Linked DNA regions of Homo sapiens: region 2 is linked to region 1. A link is a contact called in ENCODE Hi-C or POLR2A ChIA-PET data. All regions are on one chromosome and are shown on one strand. The core of a region is the stretch at or near the end of the contact, and the rest is flanking DNA. Distances in the headings are between cores, read along the strand shown.

The links. Hi-C counts contacts between places; a loop is a spot of excess contacts on that map. ChIA-PET counts read pairs that join two places held with the same protein, here RNA polymerase II (POLR2A). Pooled maps may share reads with other maps.
Region 2: a map of HepG2 shows a loop between it and region 1 (2.3-fold over the local background). The contact joins two enhancer-like sites. A Hi-C loop is called at or near these places in 6 of 168 maps with a recorded cell type or tissue (HepG2, Right ventricle myocardium inferior, aorta and 3 more) and 6 of 50 pooled maps. POLR2A ChIA-PET finds 5 or more read pairs at or near these places in 6 of 52 experiments (BJ, Caco-2, Panc1 and 2 more).

What each region holds. Positions count from the first base shown.
Region 1 is chr9:129,248,608-129,256,004 of GRCh38, forward strand. The region is part of intron 2 of IER5L-AS1 (IER5L antisense RNA 1); the gene reads left to right. Among named protein-coding and RNA genes, the nearest start is that of IER5L-AS1, 16 kb to the left of the region's middle. RefSeq lists an enhancer at 4,192-5,047. Within about 2 kb of position 5,429, at least 12 of the 41 ENCODE cell types and tissues checked have a DNase peak (open chromatin) inside an H3K27ac peak, as active enhancers do.
Region 2 is chr9:129,343,380-129,350,143 of GRCh38, forward strand. It overlaps LINC01503 (long intergenic non-protein coding RNA 1503), which reads left to right. Exons shown (of 4, transcript NR_120686.1): 4 at 3,847-4,098. Among named protein-coding and RNA genes, the nearest start is that of LINC01503, 9.8 kb to the left of the region's middle. Within about 2 kb of position 4,417, at least 7 of the 41 ENCODE cell types and tissues checked have a DNase peak (open chromatin) inside an H3K27ac peak, as active enhancers do.

The DNA of each region.
Region 1 (7,397 bases), core at 4,179-6,678:
CCTACGCTGTTCTCATGATAGTGAATAAGTCTCACGAGGGCTGATGGTTTTATAAAGCGCAGTTCTCCTGCACAAGCTCTCTTGCCTGCCGCCATGTAAGACGTGCCTTTGCTCCTTTGCCTTCTGCCATGATTGTGAGGTCTCCCCAGCCATGTGGAACTGTGAGTCCATTAAACCTCTTTTTCTTTATAATTCTTTTCCTTATAAACTTCTTTTTCTTTATAAATTCTACCCAGTCTCGGGTATGTCTTTATTAGCAGTGTGGAAATGGACTAATACAGGTCTGGATTAAAACTCTGCCCATGTGCATCTATTAAAAAACCCACAGTTAATATTATACTTAATGGTGAATGACTGAAAACTTTCCCCTTAAGATCAGGAACAAAACAGGGATGCCCACTCTTGCCACTTCTGTCCAACAATGTACCAAAGGTTCTAGCTAGGACAGTTTGGCAAGAAAAATAAATAAAAGTTGTCAAGATTAGGAAGAAAAAAGTAAAATGATCTCTATTCACAGATAACATGATCTTGTATATAGAAAATCATAAGGAATACACACACACGCACACACACACACACAAATGAGAACTAATTAATATATTTTGCAATGTTACAGGATACAAGATCAATATATAAAAATGGATTATATTTCTATACACTAGCAATGAATACTCCAAAAATGAAATTAAGAAAACAACTCAATTTGCATCAGCATCAAAAACAACAAAGTACTCAGGAATAAATTTAACAAAAGAAGTGTAAGATTTGTATGCAACGGTGTTGAGAGAAATTTAAAGAAACCAGGCATGGTGGCTCATGCCTGTAATCCCAGCACTTTGGGAGGCAGAGGTGGGAGGATTGCTTGAGCTCAGGAGTTCAAGACCAGCCTGGGCAACATAGGGAGAACTCGTCTCTACAAAATAAAAAAAATTAGCCAGGCATGATGGCGTGCGCCTATGATCCCGGCTACTTGGAGGCTGAGGTGGGAAGATCACTTGAGCTTGGTAGGTTGAGGCTGCAGTGAGCTGTGATCGTGTCCCTGCACTTCATCTTGGGCAACAGGGTGAGACTGTGTCTCAAAAAAAAAAAAAAAAAAGAAAGAAATTAAAAGAAGACCTAATTAAATAGAAAGACACCCTGTGTTCATGGATTAGAAGACTTAATATCACTAAAATGGCAATACCAACCAAACTGATTTACAGATTCAATTCAATCCCTATCAAAATTCCAGTTGGCTTTTTGCAGAAATTGACAAGCTGGTCCTAAAATTTACATGGAAATGCAAGAGACCCAGAATAGCCAGACAATCTTGAAAAAGAACAAAATTGGAGAACTCACACTTTCTCGTTTCAAAACTTACTACACAGCTATAGTAATGAGACTGTGTGGTGCTGGCGTAAGAATAGCCTATAGATCAATGGGATAGAACTGGGAGTCCAGAAACAGACCTGTACATTTATGTTTATGTTCAATTGATTCTTGACAAGGGTGCCAAGACCATTCAATGGGGGGAAAGAACAGATTTTTCTATTCTTTGGACAATTGTATATCCAGATCAAAAGAAGGAAACTGAATCCTGACCTCACACCATATACAGAACTTAACTCAAAATGGGTCACAGACTTAAATGTAAGAGCTAAAACTGCAAAACTCTTGGATAAAAATATAGGAGTAATGGCTGGGCATGGTGACTTACGCTTGTCATCCCAGCACTTTGGGAGGCTGAGGCAGGTGGATCACCTGAAGTCAGGAGTTCGAGACCAGCCTGGCCAACGTGGTGAAACCCTGTCTCTACTAAAAATACAAAAATTAGCAGGGCGTGGTGGCAGGCACCTGTAATCCCAGCTGCTTGGGAGGCTGAGGCAGGAGAATCGCTTGAACTTGGGAGGCGGAGGTTGTAGTGAGCTGAGATCACAGCACTGTACTCCAGCATGGGTGACAGAGCAAGACTCTCTCTCTCTCTCTCTCATATATATATATTTATATTTATTTATATACATTTGAGTAAATTTTTATGACCTTGGATTAGGCATATGACACCAAAAGCACATGGACAAAACATAAATAGAAAAATTGACTTCATCAAATTTGAAAATGTCTGTATTTCAAAAGACACCAAGAAAGTGAAAAGATAAACCACGGAATGGGGAGAAAATTTTGCAAATCACATATCTGACAAGGGACTTATATCTGGAATACATAAGGAACTCTTACAACTCACTAATAGAAGACAATCCAATTTAAAAATGGGCAAAGGATTTGAATACACATTCCTCCAAAGGAGACATACAAATTTCAATAAGCACATGAACATCAACACCATTAGTCATGAGGGAAACGCAGCTCAAAACCACAATGAGATGCCACTTCACCTTTATGGGATGGTGGACAAAAACAAGTGTTGATGAGGATGTGGAGAAACGGGAACCCTCAAGCATTGCTGGTAGGATTGTAAAATGGTGCAGTTACTTTGAAAAACAGCTTGGCAGTTCCCCAGAATGTTAAATATGGAGTTGCTATGACCCAGCAATTCTACTCCTAGGTATATACCCAAGAGAACTGAAAACATATAGTCACACAAACACTTATGCACATTATAAGCATTTTATTTTTATTTTTATTTTTGTTTTGAGATGGAGTTTCACTCTTGTCACCCAGGCTGGAGTGCAATGGTGCGATCTCAGCTGACTGCAACCTCTGCCTCCTGGGTTCAAGCGATTCTCCTGTCTCAGCCTCCAAATAGCTGGGACTACAGGCATGCGCCACCACGCCCGGCTAATTTTTGTATTTTTAGTAGAGTCGGGGTTTCACCATATTGGCCAGGCTGGTCTCGAACTTGGTGATCCATCCGTCTCACCCTCCCAAAGTGCTGAGATTACAGACGTGAGCCATCTTGCCTGGCCAAGCATTTAAATACTTAGAGCAGCTTTATTCATAATCACCAAAGGATGGAAACAATTCAAATGCCCATCAACTGATGGATGGGTAAATAAAATGTGGTGTATCCTACAATGGATTATTATTTGGCAATAAAAAAGAATGAAGTGTTGACACACGGCATGACATGGATGAGCCTTGAAAGCACGGCGCTAAGTTAAGCAGTTAGACACAAAGGCCACATTTCCTGTGATTTCATTGATATGAGATGTTCAGAACAGGCAAATCCATATATATAGAGAGAGGGCAGATTAGTTGTTGCCAGGGACTGGCAGGAGGGCAGGATGGGGAGTGACTGCTAATGGGTAAGAAGTTTCTTTTGGGGGAGAAAAAAATATTCTGAAATTTGACAGTGGAAATGGTTGCACAGCTCTGTGAATAGACTAAAAACCATTGAGTTGTACACTTTAAAAGGGCGAATTGGAGGCGGGCAGATTGCTTGAGTCCAAGAGTTTGAGACCAGCCTGGACAACATGATGCACGGTGAAACCCTGTCTCTACAAAAAAACAAAACAAAACAAAACAAAAATAGCCAGATGTGGGGGAACATGCCTGTGGTCCCAGCTACTCAGGAGGCAGAGGTGGGAGGATCACTTGAGCCCGGGAGGTTGAGGCTGCAGGGAGCCGTGACAGCACCACTGCACTCCAGCCTGGGCGACAGAGTGAGACCTCATCTCAAAAAGAGGAAAAGGTTAATGTTATGGCGTATGAATAAGCAGTTATTCAAAAAAGAGAGGGGGCTCATCTCTAACTCACAGGAAATACAGGGAGAGACAAACGAGTTAAAAAACACTGCAAGGGGCCGGGTTTGGTGGCTCATGCCTGTAATCCCTGTATTTTGGGAGGCCAAGGTGGGCGGATCACTTGAGGTCAGGAGTTCAAGACCAGCCTGACCAACATGGCGAAACCCCATCTTTACTAAAAATACAAAAATTAGCCGGGTGCGGTGGAGTGTGCCTGTAGTCCCAGCTACCCGGGGGGCTGAGGCAGGAGAATCGCTTGAACCCAGGAAGTGGAGGTTGCAGTGAGCCAAAATTACAAATTGCATCGCTGCATTGTAGCCTGGGTGACAGAGTAAGACTGTCTCAAAAAAAAAAAAAAAAAATGACACGATGAGGAAGCAAATAGACCAATCCAGGTTGTGGACACTTGTAGGACACTGGCCCCGTTTCTTCAATAAATCGATGGCATGAAATGAAAAACTTTTTAAAAAGCAATAGGACATAGCAACCATATGCCACGTGGAGATATTACCTGGATCCTAACTTGAACAAATCACCTGGGAAATGACCCTGATGAGAATATCTGGGAAATTAGATGATGCCATGGGTATCAGATGATCCCACGGAGAAGCCGGGATGAGAATCCCAGCCTACTGGATGCTGATCCCTGGCTCTCACCTCCTCGTGTCCCTGTGGACATGGTGGCTGCACCCAGCAGTTGACGTGTGTGTGTGTGTGTGTGTGTGAGTGTGAGTGTGTGTGAGCTGGGGAGGGTGAGTTCACCTCTCTGAGGCCAGCTGAGGCCCGTCCCGAGGTGAAAACTGTTTTCCTCTTGCAAGGGTACAGGACACTGGAATGTCCTTTGAGCTGGCCGCGGCCATCACACAGGGCCTCAGTCCATGCCGAGCCCTCCACCTCTGCCCCAGGTCACCCTCTGCCCCCCTACTCCGGATGTCCAGGAGCCAGGCTCAGCAGCCCAGGCAGCTGGACAAAGGGGCCTTTGGAGGCTGGGCCAGGCCTGTGCCTCAGCTGTGGGCTGTGGCTGAGGCCACCACAGAAGGCTGCTTGTGGCCGGGCCGGGTGGCAGCCAGAAATAGGTCCCGCTGGGCGCTGACTCCTGCGGCCCCGCCCTGGGCTCGGCCTGGGAACGTGGGTATTTGTGGAGCTGATGGGAGGAGACCTTCATCAGGAAAGCGGGTCTATTTTGGGGCTTTTGGGAAGCGTGTTAAAAAAGGGGCCCCAGCCTTTAGCGTTTACCCTGAGCCCCTGCCTTTCATGCACAGGCTCCTGAGCCCCCGGGGTTGAAATCCTGGCTCTACCCGGCTAGCTGTGTGCCCTACGTGCTGTGTGGTCAGTCACCCCACTCTGAGCCTCGCTCTGCTCATCTGTGTGATGGGGACGAATCTTGACAGCTCCTTCATGGAGAAGATGGGGGCACAGCACCTGGCACAGTCTGCGCTCACCAGGTGCCCGAGGTCATTGGGCTTCCCCTCCCCCTTCCTCGCCTTCCGCCCTGGCTGGGGGCTGCTCCTGCTGTTGAGGTCTCTCCCAGCCCCTGGGCTGGCTCTGCAGGGCCCTGGAAGGTGGTTTGGGGCACACACTAGCCTCACCGTTGTTTAGGGGGATGGAAACGCAGAAGACCTGGCAGAGCCTTGCAAGCCCCTTGCAGCTGGGCGGCCCCTCCCCTCCCGGCTGGCTCCCTGGTTATCCACAGCCTCGCGGGCTCAGCCCTGGACCGCAGCCTCCGTCCTTCCATCATGCACCGGGGCCCTGCAGGACTCATGCTCAGCGCTGGCTGTGGGAGAAATTTCAGCCGCCTCCCCCGCGACTTCTGCGTCTGCTTGTCTTGGTGATGGAACTGCTGGCGGAGGAGCTCTGCGGGTTTAGGCCCGTGGTCCATGGGGAAATACAGACCAGGGTTCAAAGCCAGAGTCAGAGGGCGGCAGGGGGCCTTGGAGAGGGAGAGAGATAGGAGTCGTGTGTAGCCAGCTCTCCTGGAAGCCGGGGGCCAGGTCTCCCCCTCCCGGCCCCTGTGTGTCCTTGAAGCTATTTTTATATGTTGCTGGAAACCAGAATGACAGCCAGAGCCAAAGCGCTAGGAGGTTTCCCGTGCACCATGGGTCTTGCCCAGGGGACCATGGGCCATTCCCAGCAGATTGATGGAGACAGTCCAGAAGCTCCACTGTGCGGATCGGGGAGCCTGGGTCCCCCATCCCTTACCAGCTTGGAGGTCACTGTTGGAAGATCCCTGGCTGGCACAAAAATGAGGAACAAGGACTTAGAGAAGCGATGGTGAGGCTGCAAGTGTTCTGGGGTCTTTGAGCCCTGCACGAAAATCCAGAATGCTCATGGAGTTCAAAACTCATTCATGGCTGGGTGCAGTGGCTTCACACCTGTCAATCCCAGCACTTTGGGAGGCTGAGGCGGGTGGACTCCTTGAGTCCAGGAGTTCGAGACCAGTCTGGGCAACATAGTGAGATCCTCTCATCACTCCAAAAATAAAAAAAATTAGCTGGGTGTGGTGGCATGCACCTATAGTCTTAGCTACTTGGGAGGCTGAGGTGGGAGGATTGCTTGAGCCACAGGGAGGTCAAGGCTGCAGTGAGTGAGCTGAGATCACGCCATTGCACTCCAGCCTGGGCAACAGAGCGAGACTCTTTCTCAAAAAAAAAAAAATAAATAAATAAAAAAGGAATTCATTCATTCACCACTGACCTCTTTACTCATCACATATTTAAGCAGAATCTTATAGGTGCTGATGGGGGTGGGGGTCACCCACAAAACATCCAGGGCCCTGCTCTCAAGGCACTCACGAATCTGCCTGCTCCAGTCTCTGGCTCTGAACCCTCCCATGGCTCCCCATTGCCCATGGAGACAGTGGGATCTTTGTACTCTGACAAGAGCAAGTCACAGAAATGTTGCCTGCTCACCTGCGCCTCATGAGAGAGCATCCTCACCTTGCCCGTTGGGCTTTCCCCCACGTACCCCCTTTTTCCCAGTCTGGTCAGGATCTTTCAGGGGGCGACTGAGGGGACAGGACTGGGGCAGGATGGGAGAGGCTGAGATGCACACTTGCTGGGTGAGCTCTGTGCTGTTGTTTTTGGAGGGACTCTGGGAAAAACAGAAAGAAAACAAAGCACTGGAGTCACCCGGGCTAAGCTGGGTGGAATGAAGAAGAACCGAGTGAGCAGAAAGAGGGCAGGGGACTGCAAATGGGGAACTCGGGGGGTGGCATATAGTGCAAGGGTCCTGGAGGGAGAGGTGATGGGGCTGAGAAGTCCTGCTGAGGGGTATAAATTGGACTCTCCTTAGTGTGACACAAAAAATATTGAAAGTCCCTATAAAGAATGTTGGGTTGCTGCCCCGAGCTGCTTTAGTGAGACTCTGCAGAGATGGGGCCACATGGGCCCCGGAGTTACTCGAGTTACATCTGGATGGCTTGCAGGGCTTTCCATGATCTGTGGCCCGCCCAGCTCTTCAGCTTTACTGCTCATCTTCTTGCCTTTTGCCTCCCCTAAATCCTCATCTAGATTCCACCTTCCAGCCTGACCTGGTTCTTCTGACCTCCCTGAGAGCATCTTGCTTCCTGCTTCCCACAGCCTTATGGTAACAACTGCCTGGGACCTGTCTCCACCCCCATCCCGTGGCTCTTGTCTGCTGGGCCCCAATTCTCCTTCCTTGGTCACCTGTTTGAAACGCACAGACTGACTATTCCTCTCTTGCTTCCTACTGTGGTAT
Region 2 (6,764 bases), core at 3,167-5,666, 94 kb after region 1:
AGACGGACAGTATTCCAATAATTTCATGGTTCAGAGGTCTTTTAGGAGGTAACTGATGAAGAGGGAGCGCAGGATGGGGTGGGGAAAGCACATTCCAGGCAGGGAACAGCATATGCAAAGGCCCTGTGGCTGGAGGGAGAGCTTCGCGTTTGAGGGACAGGAGGGCAGCCCCGAATGTGACGAGCGAGAGGGAGAGGAGGATGGAGATGTGGGCAGGGGTCAGTCTGGGCGGTGGCCAGCAGCCATGAGAGTGTGATGGGCTGTCTCTGGCAGGCAGTGGGGGAGCCATGGATGGTTGGACACAGGCGTGACCTGGTCATCCTGGTGGATGTTGATGGTGATGAGGAGAAGGATGGGGTTGAGAATCGTAGGAGGTACTGAGTTCTTACCGCGTGCCAAGCACCATTTCACAGATCGAAGTGAGGGCTGGGGAGGGGAAGTGACTTATCCAGGTCACACCACTGGCAAATGGCAGAAATGGGACTCAGACCGCATCTGTCTGGCCACACAGTCCGCACGCTCGTCCTGCATGTCCTGTACACACTGTACACAGAGCTGCCCTTTGTCTGGATGCGGAAGCCAAGGGACATGCAGACGACCCTGTCACCTGCCTCCCTGTGGTGCTGACTCCTCTCTGCTCTGAGTTCCAGGCTGGGTGGGGACTGCAGGTCACAGGATTGGCCGGAGCTGGAAAAGCCCAGCTCAGTTCCTGCTGAGGCCCAGCAGGGGAAGGAGAGGTTGCAACATCGGCGGAGGCTGAGGTTCCGGAGAAGTTGGGCCCCCAGCCTGTTCACTGGGGCACAGGTCACACTGCAGACGCAGCCCCACTAGCTTGTTTGGGGCTCGAGGACTCCCACAACATCCCCGGGAGGGGGGTGGCACCGGGACCCTCATTTCCTCCTGTGGAAGCAGAACCAGGTGACTGCACTGCTGTAGACCCACCAGCGGCATTGAAAAAACCCTCACCAGGCTGGGCGAGGTGGCTCATGACTGTAACTCCAGCACTTTGGGAGGCCAAGGCAGGCAGATCAATTGAGGTCAGGAGTTCAAGACCAGCCTGGTCAACAAGGTGAAATCCCATCTCTACCCAAAATACAAAAACTAGTCCGGTGTGGTGGTATGCACCCGTAATCCCACTACTCAGGAGGCTGAGGCAGGAGAATCGCTTGAACCCGGGAGGCGGAGGTTGCAGTGAACCGAGATTGCGCCACTGCACTGCAGCCTGGGCGACAGAGTAAGACTCTGTCTCAAAAAAAAAAAAAAAAAAAAAAGAAAGAAAAGAAAAAAGAAAAAGCCCTTATCCCCTCCTTAATCATTAGGGAAATGCAGATGAAAACCCGGATGAGACGTCACCTCCCACCCATTAGGATGGCTACTATCAGGAACCAGAAAGAACAAGGGCTGGTGGGGAGGAGGTGGAGAAATTGGAACTCTCAAGCATTGCTGGTAGGAATGAAAATGGTGCAGCCGCTGTGGAAAACAGCATGGCAGTTCCTCAAAAAAAGTAAAAATAGAATTACCATATGATCTAGCATTTCCACTTCTGGGTATGTACCCAAACGCGTTGAAAGCAAGGCCTCGAAGACATATTCATGCTCCCATCTTCATAGCAACATCACTCACAATAGCCAGAAGGTGGAAGCAACTCAAGTGTCCTTGAATGCAGGAATAAACAAAATTTGATACATACGTACAATGGAATATTATTTAGCCATAAAAAGGAAATTCTGACACACGCTATAACATGGATGAACCTTGAAGACATTACGCTAAGTAAAATAGCCTGTCACAAAAGGACAAATACAATAGGATTCCACTTATGTGAGGCTCTAAAGAAGTCACATTCATAGAGACAGAGAGTGGAATGGTGATGGCCAGGGAGAAGGAGGAGTTAGTATTTCACGGGTACAGAGTTTAAGTTTTACAGGATGAAAAGAGTTCTGTGGGTGGATGGTGGTGACCGTTGCACAATAGCATGAATGTACTTAACACTACAGAACTACACACTTAAAAATGGTTAAGATGGCACATTTTATGTGTATTTTAAAAAATTTTTATTCTCAGTTCTCTTATGTTATTGACAGCTGGCTTTCTTTTAAGTTTTTTTTCTTTTTTCTTTTTTGAGACAGTGTCTCACTCTGTCACTCAGGCTGAAGTGTTGTGGAACCACCACAGCTCACTGCAGCCTTGAACTCCTGGGCTCAAGCGATCCTCCCACCTCAGCCTCCGGAGTAGCTACCACATCCAGCTAGTTTTTTACTTTTTTGTGGACACACGGTCTCACTATGTTGCTCAGGCTGGTCTAGAACTCCTGGCCTCAAGCCATCCTCCTGTCTGGGCCTCCCAAAGCGTGGGATTACAGGCGTGAACCAACTCCCGGCCTTAAGTTAGTTGCTTTTGTAAGAAATAAAAATACCAGGCGGTAATTGGCATTAGAGCAGTCAAAAATCTCAGATGCTAGTGTTCCTGGGCAAGTAACCTTGCCTCTCTGAAGCTCAGTTTTCTCATGGGGAAATGGGATCGTGATGGCACCTCCCTCCTGGAGCCACTGTGAGGGTTCCATGATGCCTCCGAGGTGCTCTTCCCAGCGGCCAATGTGCAGTGAGCACCCAGCTGCCCCTATAGGACTGGCAGGTCTTCCTTGAGCCTTTGGGGTTAGGGATTTAAGCAGCATAGGCCTTAGTCAGAGGAGAAAAAGTCCCTTACCCCACCATCCACATGGGGAAACGGGCCTAGAAGAGTCAAAGGACTTGCCAAGATCTCTCAGCATCTCCTGAACTGGAATGTGGTTTTCCAAGAGTCCCCTCAGGACCCGGGCCAGGCTTCACCTGTGCCTGGGTGTGCAGCTGTATTGGTCAGCAGGGCTCCCTCTGCTGTGGTAACAAATGAACCCCGCATCTGAGCGCCTTAAAATGGTCAAGGTTTGTTTCGCATCCGGCAAAGTCTGCTGTGTGTCCAGGCAATTCTTTTATTTTTTTTTTTTGGAGACAGAGTCTCTCTCTGTTGCCCAGGCTGGAGTGCAGTGGCACAATCTCAGCTCACTGCAGCCTCCGCCTCCCGGGTTCAAGCGATTCTCCTGCCTCGGCCTCCCGAGTAGCTGGGACTATAGGCGTGTGCCGTCACGCCCAGCTAATTGTTGTATTTTTAGTAGAGACGGGGTTTCACCATGTTGGCCAGGCTGGTCCCGAACCGCTGACTTCAAGTCATCTGCCCACCTCGGCCTCCCAAAGTGCTGGGATTACAGGTGTGAGCCACCGTGCCCAGCCTCCAGGTGATTCTTCGGGGTAACTGCCCTCGCTATGAAGGGAGGCTTAAAAATCCAGGCTGCCTCCTGCTGGTGGCACCCCCATCTCCAGATCACTGAGTCACGGGAAAGAGCATCACATCACTTCCTCCCACGGCTCACTAGCCGGGGGCCTCATGCAACCGCAAAGGTGGCGGGTCCTAAGAAAGAGACGAAAACTGGCTATAGGTGAGCACTAGATGTTTCTACTCACAGTCAGGGTGGGGTGTGAATCGAGCTGCCCCTTTCAAAATACAAATGAAGGCTTCCTGTTCTTTTTCTGTCCTTGAAGAATCCCGGGGACGGGCCCTAGCAGGCAGGCATTTTTTTTTTTGAGACGGATCTCGCTCTCTCGTCCAGGCTGGAGTGCGGTGGCATGATCTTGGCTCACTGCAACCTCCACCTCCCAGGTTCAAGCGATTCCCCTGCCTCAGCCTCCCAAGTAGCTGGTATTATAGACATGCACCACCACCCCCAGCTAATTTTTGTGTGTGTGTGTATGTGTGTGTGTGTGTGTGTGTATATATATATATTTATTATTATTATTATTTTTTTTTTTGTAGAGACCGGATTTTGCCATGTTGGCCAGGCTGGTCTTGAACTCCTGACCTCAAGTGATCCACCTGCCTCGGCCTCCCAAAGTGCAGGGATTACAGGTGTGAGCCACTGCACCCGGCCTCAGGCAGGTATTTTTACCAGCCGAATACTCTTGCACTGTGCACTCTTCGTGTTCATCATCAGTCCCCCGGATGGGTGTTTAAGGCATTTCCAAAGCTCTGTTATTAAAAACACGATGCAATGAGTTTCTTTCAGCATTTCCCCTTGTTGCCGTGTGAATGCGTCCGTGGTATAACTTCCTAAAAGTGGAATCGCTTGGTCAAAGGGTGGGTGCATTTAGCAACCTGATGGCTTTCCAGGAGACAAGTGCTGCCTCCCGGCCACGAGCTTTTAAGAAGAACTGTTGATGGAACCCGAGCTGGAGTCCCAGGGACCGGGGCGAGTTCTCCATCCCAGGGGATTTTCAGATGGGACACTGGGGAGAAGCTGCCCTGCCCATCTGAACTCTATGATCCCAGTACTAACACTGGTAGCTGTGCCATCCCCAGTATAGAGACAGCACCGTGCTCTTGGGAGGGTGAGTCATTGGCCCCCGGCTGCCCAGCAAACAGCATGTGACCCCCACTTCCCAGCCAGGCCTGGGTCCTCTTGGGTTCCGAGATCCCAGCCCCCTGCTGTGATCCTCAGGGATCCCTTCTTGACTGGCGTCTCCCAGAGGCACTTGTGTTCCCCCAGAGCTTGCTCTCCACAAGTTTCTGAAACTCATTGCTGCTGCTGGAGACTCCATTGGGTCTAGCTCTTGGCTGCTCTGGTTGTGCAATCACCCGTCTGCACGTTTTTCTTTCGTGCAGAGAAAGATCTGCCTCATCTTTCTGCAAGAGCATCTTGGTATTTATACACTTTTTGTCTTGATTTTACAATTTTTGGCTGGGCACGGTGGCTTACGCCTGTAATCCCAACACTTTGGGAGGCTGAGGAGGGTGGATCATGAGGTCAGGAGTTCAAGACCAGCCTGGCCAAGATGGTGAAACCCTGTCTCTACTAAAAATACAAAAATTAGCCTGGCGTGGTGGCGGGCACCTGTAATCCCAGCTACTCGGGAGGCTGAGACAGAGAATTGCTTGAACCCGGGAGGCGGAGGTTGCAGTGAGCTGAGATCACACCACTGTGCTCCAGCCTGGGCAACAGAGTGAGACTCCGGCTCGAGAAAAAAAAATTATTTCTTGGTTGGGCAATGTCACTGTTGTTTCTGAAAAAATACACCCTTATTGTACCATAAACTGATGAGTTGAAGCAACACTGGAAACTACAAGAAAGAAGGTAAAAGTCATCAACACGCTTCACCTGGAGATGACTCTGGTTAATGTCTAGGTGGACGTCCTTCTGCAGAGTGTACACATTTCGCCCCATCCCCTCTAATGACAATGAAAACCTCTCTGTTTCTTGCTGAAGGTGGGGTGTGTAAGTCACTGGAGTGGATCTGAGGGCCTGAAAATCTCCATCCCCTCCCCTCCCACAGCGTAAACAAACAGCCTCCCAGCACCCCTCCCGCACTGCCAGGTTGGAAGCCACCGCTCCAGCTCCAGGGAGCAAGGCTTGGTGCCCACTAAGCAGGTGCTAATGATTCCCCCACTCTCAAAGAAAGTTCCATTCACTCCCCAAGGTTCCACTCCCCTACCTTCCAGACACTCCAGTTTGTGTATTGAGTTCACACAAAGCCAAGTTGGCCTCTGTCTGCTTTGTGGTTCTATCTCTAACCCCCACCCACCATCAGCAACAATCGACTTTTTCTAAGCGCAGAGAGGGCCCCAGCTTGGGCCTGGGTGGTCCCATTTGCCTGTGCCTCTCTGGTGACATAGATGGTTGGTTGACCCCTGGGATGTCAGGGGCTTCCTGGGAGGACCTTCGCCTGCAGGGAAGAAAGAGCCTGGCCTTGCTTCTTAGGGAGGAGGCATGACCCCAGGTGGCAGTGTGGTGGTGGCGGCTCTAGGACCCAACTGGACGCAGGCGTAGACATTTCTGTAAGGACAACGGGCACCTGGAACCCACACAACCTTGCTCTGGGGCCTCTTGGAGGCACAGGGCTCTGGCAAATTGGGACATCATCCACCGGGGAGTGGCAGATGTTGCTGTTATTCCCAGTGAGGGGTGGCAGGGGTGAGTGGTGGAGGGTGTGGCAGTTTCCATGGCAGGGGCAGCTTTGCCCTGCGTGGCACCACGGTGGCCTCCCTTAGTCGTTCCTCAGACCTGTTCCTGAGCATTTGTGAGTCTTCCTGGTGCCCGAAGAAACCCTGGGGGCGGCTTGACATGAAACAAGAGCAGGAAGGGGGCAAGAGCCTGTGACACTGTCAGGGTGACCCTGTGGCTTCTTCAGGGGAGGGTGGGTGGTGCAGAAGCTTGGGTTTTGGAATCACACGGACTGGAGAGTGTCCTAGTTGAGTCTTATGCTGACTGGCTGTGTGACCTTGGGCAAGTCACTTAAGGTCTCTGAGCCCCCGTTTCCTCATCCACCCTAGAGGCACAGTAGTGCCCACGTGGTGGGCTTGGATGAAAGACAGAACTCGATGCCCAGGCCTCCTCACCTGGCAGCGCTGCTTTGCTCTGTCTGCTTGCCCTGGCGGTGGTGGCCTGGGAAGAGCTGAGTTACAGAAGTTGGGGGACTTCAGGAAGCCACAGTTCTCATCCCAGTGGCTCCTAAGTCTTGACAGCAGTGGGGTCCAAGCTATATTTCACACCCGCCTTCCCATTGCAATCTTGTTCTTCTTTCTTCTTGAAATGAATCTGACCCAAGTGATCAATACAGAAGGATGCAGGGGTAGGGGCTGTGAGACCTCACCTGGACCTCTCCATTCCCCACCAGATGCCCCCTAGGGTCTATGGAACAGTTGGAAAAACCCCTGGCCCCAAGAGGTGCTGGCGGCAG